Linked DNA regions of Homo sapiens: region 1 is linked to region 2. Evidence: chromatin contacts called from ENCODE Hi-C data. All regions are on one chromosome and are shown on one strand. The core of a region is the stretch at or near the end of the contact, and the rest is flanking DNA. Distances in the headings are between cores, read along the strand shown.

Evidence for each region. A loop is a pair of places that touch in the nucleus more often than their neighbours do. Pooled maps may share reads with other maps.
Region 1: a loop to region 2 is called in a map with no recorded cell type, with 6 times the contacts of the local background. The contact joins two enhancer-like sites. A Hi-C loop is called at or near these places in 4 of 37 single-sample maps with no recorded cell type and 3 of 50 pooled maps.

What each region holds. Positions count from the first base shown.
Region 1 is chr18:50,098,624-50,102,324 of GRCh38, forward strand. The region is part of intron 1 of MYO5B (myosin VB); the gene reads right to left. Among named protein-coding and RNA genes, the nearest start is that of MIR4320, 26 kb to the right of the region's middle. RefSeq lists enhancers at 1,171-2,370, 1,720-1,869. Within about 2 kb of position 1,513, at least 3 of the 41 ENCODE cell types and tissues checked have a DNase peak (open chromatin) inside an H3K27ac peak, as active enhancers do.
Region 2 is chr18:49,965,876-49,969,431 of GRCh38, forward strand. The region is part of intron 10 of MYO5B (myosin VB); the gene reads right to left. Among named protein-coding and RNA genes, the nearest start is that of SNHG22, 150 kb to the left of the region's middle. Within about 2 kb of position 1,514, at least 2 of the 41 ENCODE cell types and tissues checked have a DNase peak (open chromatin) inside an H3K27ac peak, as active enhancers do.

The DNA of each region.
Region 1 (3,701 bases), core at 263-2,762, 130 kb after region 2:
AGATGGTAGGATTTATGCAGAAGAAAAAGAAAGTCTTAGAAACAGAAATGAAATAACATAGATAACATGGACAATGTAGTAAGCTCCTCTGTATCATCAATGTAATGACTCCAATACATGCTCTTGGAGCATAAGCAATCCAGGTACCAACAGTGGTCAACTGAGCAGCTGGGAAAGAAACCTTCACCAAAGGACAGCAGTTCAGATGATGGAACCTCTGATCCTTGCAGTCCAGCTCCTGTAATCCCAGAAGAAAACCCTAAGGATGCCAAGGCCACCAGCTTCCTAGTCACCTCTGTCAACACCCAGCCCCACTGTCAAAGTTGTAAACCTTTATACTCCCCTGAATGAATCTGAAGAACAGATTAAAACGGCCTTTATATGAATGATCCAAGCACAACTACAAGAGCTGAATGAGTCTCAGCAACTGCTTAGAGGCTTCAAGCACAAGTTGCCTTTTTTTCTTTCCATTTAATTCATCTTCTGACCATGAATTCAATCCGCATCCAAGCTTGTCTCAATCTGGAGTTTCTTAAAGTCTGAGGATGCACATTTCCAACCTAAGACACAACAGTGTTCATATCTTTTGTACCTACTGTTCAGAATAAGAACAACTGATACAATAAAACCCAAAACACCTGAAACAAAAAAGGCATGTCAAGCAATAATGAGAAGTAGGTTTGGACAGGTAGAGTGGGACAGGATCATGGAGGCTTCTCAACACAGGCAGCTGTTTGATGTTCCAGAGTGGATAAGTGACACAGGAAGACTGTGCTTCAAGGATACTTAGCAACAGTGGGACACACAGTAGAGACTTAGGGAACAGGAGGAACAGAAGTCTAACAAGATGCCATGGTTCCTTCCACTCCCAAAAGCCTGGCTTAGATGCAAAGCCAGCCAGTCAGCCAGCCTTGTAAGTAAAACGTAGTTGATTCTTGGGGTTCTACTACCAACAGGCCACCACAGAACACAAGGATCTTACTCTAAGTGAGACATTCTCAATTAGGGGTGATTTGGGCCCCCAGGAAACATATGGCAAGGACTGGAGCTTTGAGCTGCTTTTAAGTGGTGGGGATGAAGTTCCACATAATTTCAGCAACCATCTTTACATGAATTTGCAGAATAGTTAGCTGAGAAATACACGGTATCTTGTACTTATGTTCCCCCTGTAAAGCCAACTGGCTTCGTTGATGCCAATGGGCACCTGACATTAGATATATAAACTTTATCCTCCACCAAAAGGGCTAAATATAGACTACTATTTACTAGGGCCCGTGTGTGCCTGCCATGGGTTCACTGGGCCAGTTCAGGACACTGGACATAGGACCAGGGCTCCACAGTCTACACACAGATTCTCAGTGTCCTAAAGCAACCTTCAGAGATTTACCTCCCACATCACTATAGGTGCCTTCCAAGCTCAGATCCAAGATACACAGCCAAGATATTTCAGCAACAACCTGGCTAGAAACCGGAAGAACACTATAAAGTCACATGCACATTGGTCCAATGACAGAAGGAAGGAGCTTATTTTCTTTTCTACATGAGCACATCTGTTTGGATATTCACTAGAGTAAATACTTAAATGACTAATTCACAGTTTCACTTTGTCATGGTTAAAGTATTTTATGAGACATCTGCTTCTGCTAAATCAGGATCTTGTTTCCTCCTGAGCTGTCACACTGAAGGCAGGAACATATGATGCTGGTTGTGTTGCACCAGCAAAAGCTTGAGAGAATAACCTTTTCAGACACAAGACTCCCAGCTTCCTTTGGTATCTGTGAAGCATCTATTACTGCAAGTCAACAGACCCACTGACCACAGGAAGACCTCAACTAGTGCACAGAATTATGCTTCAACTATATTCAAGTGAGAAACGGCCTGCATGGTATGGAGGGAAGGGAAGTTTTACCCCTCTGCCTACCACCCTCCCCACTTTCTACTTCTCTCCTCTTTCCCCAAAGCACATCGTACTGACTGGTCAGGGTCCAAGACATTACCTGGTACTAGCTGTTGCTCAGGCACAGTCACTGGGGGCCAAAAGCCACATACTATGCATGCATCTCCCCTCTCTTTTCCAGGTCTAGGGATCAGCAAACCAAACCAGAGCTGAAGATTCCTCCTAAAGCACTGGGCTCTTTCTCTGCTCTCTTCTTCTTGTCTTTGCTTTGCAAGGAACAATCAATCAGAGCATGGCAAGACCCCTAGATGCGGAAGTGGCTGAGGGAGAGCTGGAGCCAGCAGCATCACCCGAAACTGCAGTTTCCCACCCAGAACTCTGCTTTGGGAGGGACAGGGCTTGGGCCAATGAAAACCTAGAACTTCAGTTACTATTTGGCAATTGTTCCTTAAGAAGACCACAGGTCCGGGGAAGGGAAATGGGGAGGTATTGAACAATCAGTTACAAGATGAATAAGCTCCGTGGATCTAACCTACAGCATGGGGACAATAGTTCACAATAGCATACTGTATAGTTGAAGTTTGCTAAGAGGGTAGACCTTAAGTGTTCTCACCACAAAACAAATCCCCCAAAATGGTAACTATGTGAGGTGATAGATGACGAGTATGTGAATTAGCTTGATGATAATCATTCCGCAATGTATATGTACATCAAAGCATCAAGTTGTACACCTTAAGTGCCAATTTTGTCAACTGTACCTTGATAAAGCTACATGGAAGGGAAAAAGAAGGTCACAGGGAAGAGGGGTACTTAGTGAGGCACCAGCCAGGTATCCCTGAGTCCTGGACCATCATATTCCTGTATGGGGCCATCTTCTCTGTAAGTCCTAGGCATATTGATTGACACATATTAAAAAGAAAAAATAACTATAAAAATGCCTCACCTACAGAATGGGAGAAAATTTTTGCAATCTACCCATCTGACAAAGGTCTAATATCCAGAATCTACAAGAAACTTAAATTTACAAGAAAAAAAAACAGACAACTCCATCGAAAACTGGGAAAATGATATGGTACTTCTCAAAAGAAGACATATTTATGCAGCCAACAAACATAAAAAAGGCTCAACATCACGGATTAGCGAAATGCAAATCAAAACCACAATGAGATACCATCTCATGCAGATCAGAATGGTGATTATTAAAAAGTAAAGAAACAATAGATGCTGGTGAGGCTGTGGAGAAATAGGAATGCTTTTACACTGTTGATGGGAATGTAAATTAGTTCATTGTGGAAGAAAGTGTGGCAATTCCTCAAGGATCTAGAACCAGAAATACCATTTCACCCAGCAATCCCATTACTGGGTATATACCCAAAGGAATATAAATCATTTTACTATAAAGACACACACACGTATGTTTATTGTAGCACTATTTACAATAGCAAAGACATGGAACCAACTCAAATGCCCATTGATGATAGACTGGATTTAAAAAGTGTGGTACATATACACCACGGAATACTATGCAGCCATAAAAAGCAATGAGATCATGTCCTTGGGTGAAGGAAGGATTGCGTCCTTGGATGGTTCAAACTGGAAGCCATCATTCTCAGCACACTAACACAGGAGGAGAAAACCAAATACCACTTATTCTCACTCATAAGTGGGGGTTGAACAACTAGAACAGATGGACACAAGGAGGGGAACAACATACACTGAGAACTGTTGTGGGGCGAGGGGAGAGACGAGTTAATAGGTACACCGAACCACCATGGCACACCACATACTTATGTAACAAACCTGT
Region 2 (3,556 bases), core at 264-2,763:
TAATACCAACGAGGTAATAGCGATGGACACAGGCTCCATTCAGCCCACTCCATGTCTCTACCCTTTCCATTCTTCAGTACAACTAAATTTTCTCAGTGTCATACATACAAAGTGTCATGCAAGCCCTTCCAAATAGAGCATAGTCCCTCAGTACCACCCCAGAGAGAAATGTTGCAGCTGGCCCTGATGGGGGCTGAGGATGGTGGTGGTGGAGAGATAGCACCTGTGCAGAGGGAACACCACAGATAGAGGCATCAGATACCCAAAGGGGCCGGGCCGGTGCCCAGAATACATCAGGCTTCTCCCACCCTGGTGCTCACCTCCCCCATCAGGAGGAGTAGGAAATCATTTAGAGATTAAATGAGTCAACTGCTTGGAGACAAACCACATTAAAGCACAGCCTTTGGCCATGCCCACGTGTGAGAAATAATTCTAGGTTGAAAAAACAAGATCAAAGATGTAAAGTGTATGCTGGGATGAAGGAGGCCACCCCTGTGCACTCCAGACCAAGCAGGAGAAGCACTGTGTCTGCCAGTCACTGCCTTGAATTGGGGCCCTTCCAGCCCAGATGATAGTCTTAAAGACTGAGCTATGTCCCTTAGAACCTTACTGCCTTCCCCGATCCTCCACCCTGAGAGAAGCTGCTGATGGCAGCCAAGCCCCAGAGGAAATTGAATTAATAAAACCTAGGTGGGAGATAAAAGAGCCACCCCAGCAATTGGCCAGATAATAGCAATTGGGTGTGCTGGCAGAGCTGTGCTAAGCTCCACAGAGGATTTAAATATCTCAGACTTGTCATTTTCTAAAGGTTTACACTGGTAGCACTCCACAAAGAACATTCTCATTAATTTGAGATGGACTGAAATTAGCTTGTAATTTTCCTATTTCTAAGATATTATCTGGTAACAATTCCTGTGCCATCTAGCATAATTACTTAAATGCCGGAGGCCCAGAAATGAATGAGGGGCTCGGGCAGCTTGGGGAAACATCTAAAATGACAGACCTCAGAAAGCCACAGTTGGGGAGATTGGGTAACTTTTCCTTTACAATGGAATTATATTTATAGTAATTCCTCCCATCAACAGAGAAGACTTTTTAAAATAAACACAATGAATCAATTTATAGTTCACAACATTAAAGTGTCACAAAGAAATTTATATGCTAAAGAGAACTGAATTTCTCTTGTAAAATCAGTGTTGAAAATATTTAAACCAGAATCCTTGGGCCGGAGGAAGGTCAAAACATAGAGTAAGAATCGATGCTGAAATGTGGCATCTGGTCTCTCGATGGCACAATGATCACACTGTTTCCATTTCTATTTTCATAGTCGAAAAGTATACAATTTCCTTCTCATTCTACCTTAACTTCAGAGTGTAGTAAGGGACACAGATGCCTCTACAAATAAGGTAGTGTCCGTTGGAAAGTGAAACTGCAATAAAAAGTCAATTAGTCACTAAGTTAATGATCAACCTCCTTGAATCTCTCACTCCATGACCTGGAGAGAGAACAGAGAGGCAGTGAGATGCTTTGAAGATTGGGAAACTCTACGTTCCCCTGGCACAGGTCAAAGGAACTAAAATCTCCTAGCTCAGCCTGGTCTTTCCAATTTATAAAGCTCACTCTCCAGCATTCTGCCTTTGGTAGACTGAAAAGATGGACTACAGATTAGATACAGACGATAGCTTCCAGGGAATGATTATTAGAAGTCACACAGAAAATATAACATGGAGAAATTCTCCCTGGAGAAGCCTTTAAAAGCAGGGCCATCATGCATTGAGGTCAGAGAAATGATCCAGACATCCTTTCAAGGTCCCTTTCCATCTTGAAGCCTATAAAATCTCACAAGGCCACCCTGGGTCTGTCAGAGAGGCCAACCCTTCTGATCTCTTTACTGAACAACCTCGGGATGCTGGCTGTACCTTGGAATGGTGGGGCCTGCATTCCGCTCAGGTGCTTCTCTGTGCCTAGATGCCCCCACCCAGGACTAGTTTTTTTAGACAGAACACAATCCCAGGCACTGTTCACACCCCAAGGCGAAGGTCAGTTATTCTTCTTGAGGACCTAAATCCACTCAGTTTGCCAAATGCTCCAATTCCCAGCTCGTCTTCAGGCCTGAAACTCCAATGCAGGACAGGAAAACATCCACTGTATGGCGATCCTCTCCCAACCTAACAGCCAACTGTCCCAAACTATGAAGGCTGTAAAGATGAGCAAGTCACAGTCCCTGCCCAGAAGAGCTACTGGGCAGATGACAGGAAACTAGTACATGAGAGCCTCCCCAAGGAATAGAAATTGTATGTGTTGTAGGCTTTTAAAAGACAATGAGGCCATAGTGTTCCCAAACCAAACTGAGGGTCGGGCTGCTTATTCTCGTGGCCCAATAACAAGATGCAGATGAGCTGGGGAGGAAAAGAGTTTTTACTTTCTGCAACCAGTTACAGGGAGAAGGCCTGGAAATTATCGCCAGCCCAACTCAAAATTACAAAGTTTTTCAGAGCTTATATACCTTCTAAGCTGTATGTCTACATGTAAGTGTGCATTCATCCAAAGACATAAGTGATTAACTTCTAATCTATAACTAAGATCTGAGTCTTGAAGACTTTCCTCTGGAGCCTCAGTAAATTTACTTAATCTAAATGGGTCCGGGTGCTGGGGTGATTACCCTTATCTTGTCTCCTGCTAAATCACGGAGGTTTGGGGAGTTCCTTCAGGCCCCCCAATAAACTTGTTTCTAGAGGCCTGGGGAGTTTCTTCAGACCCACAATAAAACTTGTTTAATCTTAAACGGGTCCTGTTAAGAATTCATTCCTTATTTTGTCATGCTTTAAGGCCCAGGAAGGGCCTAGGCAAGACTCTTGGTGGGCTCTTGTTACATTCCAGCCTTTGTATGAGGGCACTGACTTTTTTAGCTTTTAATATTTAACTTAACCACTCACTCAGTACTGAAACAGTTGCTATAGAGGCCTGCGTTAGTGAGACCTGGACTGCCACATAGTGTGGGAGTACTGGCATGGACAGAGAGAACATGGAACTTCATCTGAGCCTTGGAAGCACACAGTGGTGTCAGGCTCCAGGCACACTCCAAAGGGCCACCTCAGAACAATTCGGGAAGGTGGAGCCTGGCTTTAGAGCCCTCTTGAGCTATGAGGCTTTCCTAGGAGGCTGGGAGACTCCAGGGTGAAGCCAACAGCTTCCGATGATCTGCAAGGTTTGAGAACACTGTGGCTAGCCATGCATGTCCTCCCTGAAGAAGGCATGTCCAGGGATCTTCTGGGCTGTCCAGGGCTGAGACACTGTCACAGGCTGAAGGGTTAATGCAATTCCTGATTTCTCCCCCTCCATTTTCTGTGAAACCTTTCGATACTGGCTAGAGAAGAGATGGGTAGCCTCCAAATAATTATTGCAGCTTTGAGGTTATTTATGTTTATTTTGGAGAGCGAGACCAAGAAAACTAAAGCAAAAGAATATTTTTTCCCCACCAAACAAAGGTGAACAGTGGGTCTAAGAAGTTTACTTAAAATATATCATTGTAGTCAACCTACAGAACGTGAGGAAA